Linked DNA regions of Homo sapiens: region 1 is linked to region 2. A link is an interaction called in ENCODE POLR2A ChIA-PET data of the cell type or tissue named here. Cell type or tissue: PC-9. All regions are shown on one strand. Each heading gives the region's core, and the rest is flanking DNA. Links, peaks and the distances in the headings are about the cores only. Region 1 has its middle 32 kb from the start of WHRN. Region 2 holds the start of KIF12 (kinesin family member 12).

Region 1 (5,374 bases), core at 57-5,056, 440 kb before region 2:
TCTCGGCTCACTGCAATCTCTGCCTCCCGGGTTCAAGTGATTCTCCTGCCTCAGCCTCCAGAGTAGCTGGGATTACAGGCGCCCGCCACCATGCCCGGCTAATTTTTGTATTTTTAGTAGAGACGGGGTTTCACCATGTTGGCCAGGCTGGTCTCGAACTCAGGTGATCTGCCCACCTTGGCCTCCCAAAGTGCTGGGATTACAGGCGTGAGCGACCGCACCCGGCCTCCTTTGCATAATTCTGGTTAGCAGCCGTCTGACCTCTGCTGGGACCCTCTTATGACAGAAACCACTCCCTTGAGAAACCCAGGTGTTTTGCTTTTTTTTTTCTTCAACAACGCTGACTGTATAAAGTTCATGCTCATATTGAACAAAGTGGCCAGGTGTTCCTTCTGCCATGACCTAAATAAGACCCAGAATTCAAAACAACCTCCCTCCTCCCAAAAGGATGAGTTTGAATGCAGGCTCAGCTATTTAGTTTTTTTCAAGCCTCAAAACATCAGTTGCTTCATCTGAAAAAAAAATGTAGGGGAAGGGTGTAAAAACACGGAGCTTACTGAGTCGTTGTAAAGAGATGAGAGAGAAGAAAGGGCTCTGAAACTGTTAAGTGCTGCCTGCATGCTGGTCTATTAGTCTCCATTCGAAGTGCCTATTTCTTTAAAACAGGCAGGGGCTGCATTCCAAGTGCCCAGCAAGCTCTTGCTTTCACAAAGATGCATTGGCAATTACTGAGAGTCCTGTTCTCTTCTAGGCATTTACAAATTGATTTGTTCCCATGTCATCAGGTATAGAAGGTAAGCAGCTGAGTAATAATGCATGGGTGAGGATAGGGAGTCCAGAATGGGCTTTATTTCTGGAGGAAGAGGTGTGGAGTGAGGAGGAGGTAGCCAGACCCCCTTGGGAGAGCAGAGGCTGTGTGCATGGTGTCCAAAGCATTCAAATAAACAGCAAAATCTTGGTGCATGTGACAGAAAGAACACTGGATTTGGAGTAAAAGAGACATGGCTATAAATTTCAGCTCTGTCACTTAATAGTGACATTGGAGAGGTCACATCATCCCTTGGATTCTCACTCTTTCATCTATAAAATGGGAATGATAATATGTACCTTGCATAAATAAAGTAGTGCTTGAGTGTTTAGCATGTGGAGGCAGACTGCTATTTATTAGATATATGACCTTGGAGAACCTGTTTTGTTTGTCTGTTTTTGAAACTTTTTTTTTCAGGGTCTCACTCTGTCACCCAGGCTGAAGGGTAGTGGCACAATCCTAGCTCACTGCAGCCTCAAACTCCTGGGCTCAAGCAATCTTCCTACCTCAGCCTCCAAATAGCTATAGATATGCACCACCATGCCTAGCTAATTTCTTTAAAAAATGTTGTAGACATCGGGACTCATTATGTTGCCCAGGCTGGTCTTGAACCCCTGGGCTCAAGCAATCCTTATTTATTTAGAGATGGTGTCTCATTCTGTCGCCCAGTCTGGAGTGCAGTGGTGCAATCTCATCTCGCTGCAACCTCTGCCTCCTGGGTTCCAGCGAGTCTCCTGCCTCAGCCTCCCAGGTAGCTGGGATTACAGGCATGTGTCACCACGCCCAGCTAATTTTTGTATTTTTAGTAGAGACAGGGTTTCACCATGTTGGCCAGGCTGGTCTCGAACTCCTGACCTCAGGTGATCTGCCCACCTTGGCCTCCCAAAGTGTTAGGATTACAGATGTGAGCCACTGCGCCCGGCATCTGGGGCCTTTTTTATAAGGACATTGATCCTATTTGTGAGGGTAGAGCCCTCATGATCTAGTCACATCCCAAAGGCCTCACCTCCTCATATCACTCATTGGTAAATCAGTTTTCAAAGTAGGAATTTTGCAGGGGCACACAACGTTCAGACCATAGCAATATGGTCAGCGTCTTCTTTAATATTGTGCTGCTGAAACACAATACCTGAGACTGGGTAATTTATTAAGAACAGAACTTTAATTTCTCACAGTTCTGGAAGCTGAGGAGTCCAAGATCAAGATGCCAGCAGGTTCACTTGTCAGGTGAGGGCTACACCCTCTGGAGGAGTGGAACGCTATGTCCTCACGTGGCAGAAAGCAGAAGCGCAAGTGAGCTGAACACTACAGGAAGCCTCTTTGATAAGAGTCATAATCCCATCTACAAGGGAGGAGCTCACGGCCTAATCACTTCTCAGTGGCGCCACCTCCTAATACTACCACACTGGGCATTAGGTTTTCACACCTGAGTTTTGGAGAGGACACATTCAAACCATAGCAATCAGGATTTTAAATCTTAGACATTGTAGTAGGAGTGTAGTGGTGTCTCATTTTAGTTTTAATTTGCATTTGCTTAATAGCTGATGAGGTTGAGTAGATTTTCATGTTCACATTTGCCATCTGTATTTCTTCTTTAGTGAAGCAGTTGTTCAAATCCTTCATTCATTTTAAACATTTGAGTTTTAATTTTCTTTTTGAGTGTTCTTTATGTATTCTGACTGTAGGTCCTTTATCAGATATGTGATTTGCAAATATTTTCTCCCAGTCTGTGGCATATCTTTTTATGCTTTAAGAATGTCTTTCAACAAGCAGAAATTCTAACTTTTCGTGAACACCAATTTATCATTTTTTAAAAGAATCGTGCATTTGGTATTACAGTTAAGAAATCTTTTCCTGCCTAAGATAAGTGCATTAATTTCTTAGGGTTCTCTGTAACAAAGAACCATAAATCAGGTGGCTTAAAACAATAGAAATTAATTCTCTCATGGTTCTGGAGGCTCTAACGGAGAAACTGCTCCATAACTCTCCCCTAGCTCCTGGTGGTTATCTGCAATCCTTGGCATTTCTTGGCTTATACACCCGTTACTCCAATCTCTGCCTCTATATTCACATGGCATTCTCCCTGTGTGTCTTGTGTCTCTTCTTATATGGACATCAGCCATATTGGATTAAGCACCCACTCTACTCCAGTATGATTTCATCTTAATTTAACTAATTACATCTGCAATGGCCCAATATCAAATAAAGTCACATTCTGAAGTTCTGAGAAGAACATGATTTTGGGGAGTACACTACTCAATCCAATACAATAAGAAACAAAAATTTTCTCCCATGTTTTCTTCCAAAAATTATGTAGTTTTAGGTTTTATATTTAGGTCTATAGTTCACTTTGAGTTAATTTTGGTATACTGTATGAGGTATGGATTGAAGTTCATCACTTTTCATATATATATATTTGTTCCAGGAACATTTGCTGAAAAGATGACCCTTTCTCTACCAAATTGCCTCCGCACTTTTGTCAAAAATCAATTAACTGTATATAGGTGCCAGTTTCTGTGCTTTCTGTTTCATTGATTTGTCTGTCTTTATATCAGTGTCACTCTGTTTTGATTACTATAGCTTTGTAAATGTTGAAGTCAGGTAGTGTAAGTTCTCTAACTTTGTTCTTCATTTAAAAAGTTGTTTTGCTATTCTTGGTGCTTTGTATTTCTATATGAATTTTAGAGTAAGCCTGTCAATTTGTAAATTTAAAAAAATAAGAGATTTTTTACTGGGGTTGAATTGAACCTGCAGATCAATTTTGGCGAAAATTGGCATGTTAATATGGAGTCTTCTGATCCATGAACATAGTACAGCTTTCTTTTTTTTAAGTCTTTAGTTTCTCTTGGCAATGCTTACATTGTATGAATCTTACATATTTTTTAATCAGGTTTGTCTTTATTTCATATTTTATGATATTGTAACAGTAATTTTAAAAATTCAATTTCTTGAGCTGGGTGCAGTGGTTCACACATACAATCTCAGCACTTTGAGAGGCCAAGGTGGACAAGTCACTTGAGTCTAGGAGATCAAGACTAGCCTGGATAACATGGAGAAACCCTGTCTCTACAAAAAAAAAAAAAAAAAAAAAAAAAAAAAAAAAATCAGTTTCTCACAGTTGATTGCTAATATGTAGAAATACCATTGACTTTTGTATATTGATCTTGTATTCTGCAACCTTGGTAAACTCATTAGTTCTATAGCTTTTTGGTAGAAAAAAACTTTTTTAGTTAAAAATCCGTGGAATTTTCTACTTAAACAATCATGATGTTTGTCAGTAAAGACAGTTTTAATTCTCCCTTTCCAATCTGACCCCCTATTATTTTTAGCCTTATTGCACTGGCTAGAACAATGTTGGGTAGAAGTGAAGAGACTTACTTGTCTTATTTGTAGTATTATCAGAAAAAAATGTTTCCTTCCTTCCTTCCTTCCTTCCTTCCTTCCTTCCTTTTCTTCCCTTTCCTTCCTTCCTTCCCCCCTCCTTCCCTCCTTTCTCTCCTTCCTTCCTTCCTTTCTTGCTTTCTTGCCTTCTTTTGACCCACTTTGTTGTCCATACTGAAGTGCAGTGGCTCAATCATGCCTTACTGGAGCCTAGAACTCTTGGGCTCAAGCAATTCACCCCTCTGAGTGGCTGGGATTACAGGTGTGCATCATCACACCCAGTCCTATATTTTCATCATTGAGTACAATATTTGCTGAAGGTATTTTTTTTAATCTAGATGGAATTTTATTAGACACACAGAGGTCTAAATTGCTTTACAAAAAAGAAAAATCTCAGACTAATGCATATTTGTTCAGGGAGCATATAACATAGTCACTTTGTGCCGAATTTGGTTAAAATTCTAAAACTTTAAAAACTAACATAAAATACACATGAGATTGCATCTGGGAAAAGTGAATCAAATTAGTTTTCAGCTTTCTGTGCTTGCAGGGGCAGGAAACTGAATAAACAAAATCCATAGATCACACAAACAAAAAGAAATTTAGTTTAAAACAAGTTCACCCTCTTCTAAAGCCTTCTGTCTGAGAAGTCTGTAAATGTTACTGATTTCAGTTTTAACTTGCTGAAGGTTTTTTAATAGACGCCCTTTTCTTCTGGTTGAGAACTGATATGATTTGGCTGTGTCCCTACCCAAATCTCATCTTGAATTGTAATCTCCATAACTCCTATGTGTCATGGGAGGGACCCAGTGGGAGGTAATTGAATCATGGGGGCAGTTTCCCCCATGCTGTTCTCCTGACAGTGAGTGGGTTCTCATGAGATCTGATGGTTTTATTAGCGCCTGGCATTTCCCCTGCTGGCGCTCATTCTCTGTCCTGCCACCTTGTGAAGAGGTGCCTTTAGCCATGATTGTAAGTTTCCTGAGGCCTCCCCAGCCATGCAAAACTGTGAGTCAATTTAACCTCTTTTCTTTATAAATTACCCAGTCTCTCAGGTATTTCTTCACAGCAGCATGGTAACAGACTCATACAAGGATATTCTCACTTATTCCTAATTTCCTGAGGTTTTTGTTTGTTTGTTTGTTTGTTTTTTTAAATCAGGAATGGATGTTAGGCTGAAATGGA
Region 2 (5,374 bases), core at 255-5,254:
GGATCACCTGAGGTCAAGAGTTTGAGACCAGCCTGGCCAACATGGTGAAACCCTCCCTGTCTTTACTAAAAATACTAAAGTTAGCTGGGCGTAGTGGTGAGTACCTATAATCCCAGCTACTTGGGAGGCTGAGGCAGGAGAATCACTTGGATCCAGAAGGTGGAGGTTGCAGTGAGCCAGGATCGCAACATTGCATTCCAGCCTGGGTGATAAGAGAGAAACTGCATCTCCAAAACAAAACAAAACAAAACAAAAAAAACAAAAATCCCTTCAGCGTGGCTCATCTCAGTCCAGCCTGAGGAGGGCCAGCAATCTGACTAAACCAATGCACACTAAGATGCTAGTGATTGATAGTCTTTAACACTTTCAACAGCTTTTAAAGGAGCACCTTGTTCATTTACTGGGTTTACTCCTGACAAAAGCAACTTGCCATAGCAAGCAGCATCAGGATGTACAGCTCATAGTTCTGGGTTTAAACTCTCAGTTCTGCCATTTGTTGTTTTCTCCTTAGATAACTTTCCCTGCCTTTCGCTGTTTAGTTCAGTTTTTTTTCCTCTGAAAAACAGGGATAGTAATTTTTGTCTTATCCACCTCAAGGACTCAAAAAATAGATTAAGGAACTTCAGAGTTGAAAGGGAACTTAGAGATCATCTAGGAATTTTTATTTTTGTTTTTAGGTAATTATTTACAACTTTCACTTTCAATGACACATCTCATTGAAATCTCAGAACAACTATGTCAAATAGGAGAGAAGTCATTAATCTCTTTTTACAGGAAGGAAACAAGAGAAGCCAAGACTGTGGCAAGTTAGTGGCAGAGCTGGGGGCAGTGGTTATTAGTTCTACAGAACTTTCCCTGTGGCCCCTGCTAGAGGGTCCTATAACCAAAAGGTCAAATGGCTCTTTCTTATACATCTCCATTGCCTGGGGAGCTCACTGCCATCCAAGACAGCCCATTCTCCAGCAGGGTGGCTTTGATAGTTGGCTGTAATTTGTGGTGGTATAGAATGTGTCACATTGAGAAAAAGTGATTTTTAGGGCTTTCACCCTAATGTGTGTTTGGGGGCCGGAGAGTTTGCAGAAATATTCAGAGAACATACAAAGACAGCCAGAATGACAATAATAATAACAATGCCAACCTGATGGTGTCACATCCCTGTTTATAACCCTTCAATGGCTTCCTGGTTCCCTGAAGAGTGAGTCCAGACTCCTTGATGTGCCCACCATAAGCTAGATCCAGCCTCAAACTACCTCTCCATGCCACACTCATCTCCCCACCCCACCCTGGCCATCCTGACTCCTGTTTGCTTTGCCTGGAATACCCTCACCTCCTCCCCACCCCCACTGGCTCCTACAGGCCTCTGTACTCCCCCTAAAGGCCCTACACGCTGCTGGGTTGTACTTATCCATCTCCCCAGACACACTGTGAGCTGGGAAGGGTCAGGGGCTGCATGGGGTTCCTCTGCCCTGGTGCCCAGCATGGAGACTGGTACAGAATAAGTGATTGCCCCATCCCTGCACATTCACAGACATCTCTGCTGTTCTCATAAGCCAGACCAGGAGAGGGTTAAACAATCATGCTGGCCTAGGATTAACTTTGGCATTAGAGAGGCAGGTGCCCCAGTGTTTTACCAGATGCTTGGAAACCTGTTCTCAGGTCAGCTCAGAGATTCAATCCAGCCAGGTCGTCCCTAGAGCTGACTGAGACCTGTGCCACTCCTTGGGCCCTGAGCTGAGCTGCTGGGGGTGGGAGTGGGGGGTATGTGGAGAGGGTGGGAAAAGCTTGGTCCTGTGCAGGCTAGCTCTGTGGCCTTGGTTGAGTCCTTCCTATCTGCTTAGGTATCCCCAACTGGGCACAAAGGAGGCCGGTCTGGGTGGTCCCACGGGTTCCTCTTGTGAGGACTGGCCAAGAGCAAGGGATCCTCAGACTCCAGAACCCCCTAGCTAGGGGTCCCCTAGCTTGGGAGAGACTTTCTCCACCGCAGGGGTGAGGAAGGGTAAATCTTTAACGAGCTAGCCCTGGGCAGCTGGAGTCTTTCCGGATGGATGGCTGCCTGGGATGGGGGATGGGGTGGGAATGCAAGATGTGTGTAGACAGTCCCAGTGTTGTGGAGAAGGGAGGGTATTGGTGGGGGGTAAATAAAGGAGACGCGGGCGGAGCTAACTCCGTGTGCAGAGCAGGACATGGAAGAACGCGGGTCACCCGACGGGTAAGCAGATCTTCAGACAGGTTCGAGGAGTCCTGAACAGCCGCTAGGTGCAGGTATGATAAGTCGCATTGCTGCCCACAGGGATCTCGCGCGGAGCCTGGAGCAAGGGCCAGAGGGGCCGGAAACGCCCATCCAGGTGGTGCTCAGGTGGGTATAAATTGGCTAGGAGGCACCTGGGCGAGACAAGGATCGAGGAAGACATCAGGATGTACCATCTGCCCTTCTGTCGGACCCCAGGGTACGTCCCATGAGCGCGGCCGAGCTGCGTCGAGGGCAGCAGAGCGTGCTGCACTGCTCAGGGACCCGGACTCTGCAGGTGAGGAACCCCTCTCTCTATCTCCCCAATAAAAAATCCCGGGGACGCCAGATCCCTTCCCCCAGGCAACTTTGCCCTAGGCCCCGCGCTCCCCCGGAGTGGTCCTCTCCCAGGTGCCCCGCCCTCCCCAGAGTGCCCCTCCCTTCCAGGATGCCCAGCCCTCCGCCAGGGTGCGCCGCGCCAACCCCTGCGAGTGCCCCGCCCCTTCTGAGTGCCCGCCCACCCAAGGTGCCCGCCCCCCCCAGAATGCCCCGCCCCTCCAGGGTGTCCTACCCTCCCCAGAATGCCCCGGCCCTAGTGAGTGTCCCCCACCCCACCCCCAACCCAGGGTGCTCGCCCACCGAGTGCCTCACCGAGCGCCCTACCCTTCTCCAGGGTGCCCCGCCCTCCTCCAGAGTGCCCCGCCCTCCTCCCGCGTGCCCCGCCCTCCTCCACGGTGCCCCGCCCCTCCAGGGTGCCCCGCCCTCCTCCAGAGTGCCCCGCTCCTCCGCCCCACCCGCGCCAGGTGAGTCCTCCAGGCGGGGGTCCAGAAGTGGCGTTCCGCTTCGGTGCGGTGCTAGACGCGGCGCGCACGCAGGAGGACGTGTTCCGGGCGTGCGGCGTGCGGCGCCTGGGGGAGCTGGCGCTGCGCGGGTGAGTGAAGCTTCGCCTCCGCTCCGCGCCGGGCCTGGCGGGGCCCCGAAGCACCCCCAGCCCCCACCCCGGGTAGCCGCCGGAGTCCAGCCACGCCCTTGCCGCCCGCAGTTTCTCCTGCACTGTTTTCACCTTTGGCCAGACGGGCTCTGGGAAGACCTACACCCTGACTGGACCCCCTCCCCAGGTGAGCGAGCGCCGGCGGCGCCCCCGCGGGGCGGGGCTGGGTGGGCTGGAAGCCCTGGGGAGCCGCAGGCGGCGCAGACTCCCAGAGGGAAGGGGCTGGGACGACGCCGCCTGACCCGCTTGTTTGCAGACGAGGACGCTGAGGACCAAAGAGAAGGGACTTGCCCAATTTGGAGCATTTGGGCTTCAACTTTGGCCCCTTCCTAGCTCTCAGTTTTCTCATCTGTAAAATGGAAGTGACAGTACCGACTATGAATTAAATGAGCCATTGTTTGGGAACTTGGCACGTTTCCCGGCGCACGGTATCATACATGCGCTACAGAGGGTAGTTATTACTGTGGAGATGACGATGGCTCAGCTGGTTTTGCCCCTAGGGGGAGGGGGTGCCTGTACCCCCCAGCCTGGCTGGCATCATGCAGAGGACCTTCGCCTGGCTGTTGGACCGCGTGCAGCACCTGGGTGCCCCTGTCACCCTTCGCGCCTCTTATCTGGAGATCTACAATGAGCAGGTAAGGGAATGAGAGGAATAGAAAGACAGCCCATGAGGAAACGGAGCGCTTCTTTCCAGGGAGCCTGGATCAAAGGACAGAAGAGGCGGTGGGGACTGTTGTCAGTAAGATCTGGGGATGGGTGGACTCAGAAAGATCCCCTTCCCTCACCCTCCTCCCTCCCCTCCCAGGTTCGGGACTTGCTGAGCCTGGGGTCTCCCCGGCCCCTCCCTGTTCGCTGGAACAAGACTCGGGGCTTCTATGTGGAGCAGCTGCGGGTGGTGGAATTTGGGAGTCTGGAGGCCCTGATGGAACTTTTGCAAACGGGTGTGTGCTGACAGCGGGGAGTTTTGCGGGTAGGGGTGCCCATTCCTCAGTTGTTCACTGAGTGTGGACTTGGGGCCCAGACTGCAGCTGCAGCTTCAGAAATGATTCCTGGGGGAGGTGGGGAAGGACCAGTAAACCACAATTCAAAGGCATGGCCCAAGGGCCTCCCCGCACTGCCAACAAGGCCTGCTAATTCTGCCTTCCAAACTCCTTTCACACCCTCTCCTCTCTAGCCCAGGGCCTCGGCCTCCGCCAGGACTCATTCTTGCTCCCTGGTGGTCTCTGCACCTCAAGGCTCTCCCCTGCCCATCCATTCTCCTCTATGCTGCAAACCCCATCTCTCTTTGCCTCCAGACCCTCCACCCTTCCAGGGCCCTGAGGATCAAGGTCATACCTCTTAGCCTAGCCTAAAGGCCCTTTCAGCCTCATTCTTTTTTTTAAATCAAGTATTTATTGGGCACCCCTCCTTTGGCAGGCACTGGAGATGCTGACTGTGGATTCTGGCCCCAGCACTGTGCCACACCTCTCAGCTGATCTCCTGCCTCAGTTTCTCCCCTTCCTTTCACGAAGCAGTGGGAGAGATGTTTATAAAATGCAAATCTGACTGTCATTCTTCTGCTCAGTTTTCTCTATCCTCCATCCACCCATCTCTGCTAGAGCAGGGCCCAACATCCCATCGTTCCCTGAACAACACCCACTCTGTTGCCTCCCTGCCTTTGCATGAGGCTGACCCTTCCGCCAGGATTCCTTTGCTCCTTTTTCTTCATTGATGATGACCTGTTCTTCCTACCAGGTCCAGCTCCTGATGTTTTTCCCTTCCAGGTCTCAGCCGTCGAAGGAACTCAGCCCACACCCTGAACCAGGCCTCCAGCCGAAGCCATGCCCTGCTCACCCTTTACATCAGCCGTCAAACTGTGAGTGCTCCAGCCTGGGAAGGTGCTTACCCGGGGCCACCAAGCAAGGGTCTGTATCTGGACATATAAACCAACTTGGGTGTGCATGGGGGTTAATAATGGAAACTCTTGGTCCCATAACCTTGTGGCTTTGATGGGGACGGTCCCTCCCAAGTCCCCATGAAGCTCTGATCCCTCAGGCCCAGCAGATGCCTTCTGTGGACCCTGGGGAGCCCCCTGTTGGTGGGAAGCTGTGCTTTGTGGACCTGGCAGGCAGTGAGAAGGTAGCAGCCACGGGATCCCGTGGGGAGCTGATGCTTGA

What was found. ChIA-PET counts read pairs that join two places held together with the same protein. Peaks named below come from ENCODE experiments on the same cell type or tissue, not always from the same donor. Only the 100,000 strongest peaks of a DNase experiment are listed, where the experiment ranks them.
Region 1: POLR2A ChIA-PET joins it to region 2 with 26 read pairs; 2 of 35 experiments call an interaction of 5 or more read pairs at or near these places.

Annotation. Positions count from the first base shown.
Region 1 is chr9:114,535,176-114,540,549 of GRCh38, reverse strand. No RefSeq gene overlaps it. Among named protein-coding and RNA genes, the nearest start is that of WHRN, 32 kb to the right of the region's middle. In PC-9, for the core only: a CTCF peak has its summit at 1,988; a DNase peak (open chromatin) is centred at 2,099.
Region 2 is chr9:114,096,086-114,101,459 of GRCh38, reverse strand. It overlaps KIF12 (kinesin family member 12), which reads left to right and starts at 2,168. Exons shown (of 19, transcript NM_001388308.1): 1 at 2,168-2,209; 2 at 2,291-2,356; 3 at 2,447-2,525; 4 at 3,031-3,158; 5 at 3,270-3,345; 6 at 3,719-3,853; 7 at 4,024-4,159; 8 at 4,982-5,073; 9 at 5,253-5,374. The coding sequence starts at 2,184. It overlaps LOC124902251 (a long non-coding RNA gene), which reads right to left and starts at 3,105. Exons shown (of 2, transcript XR_007061740.1): 1 at 3,022-3,105; 2 at 641-2,382. RefSeq lists an enhancer at 1,844-2,379. In PC-9, for the core only: no CTCF peak of the experiment used is centred there; no DNase peak of the experiment used is centred there.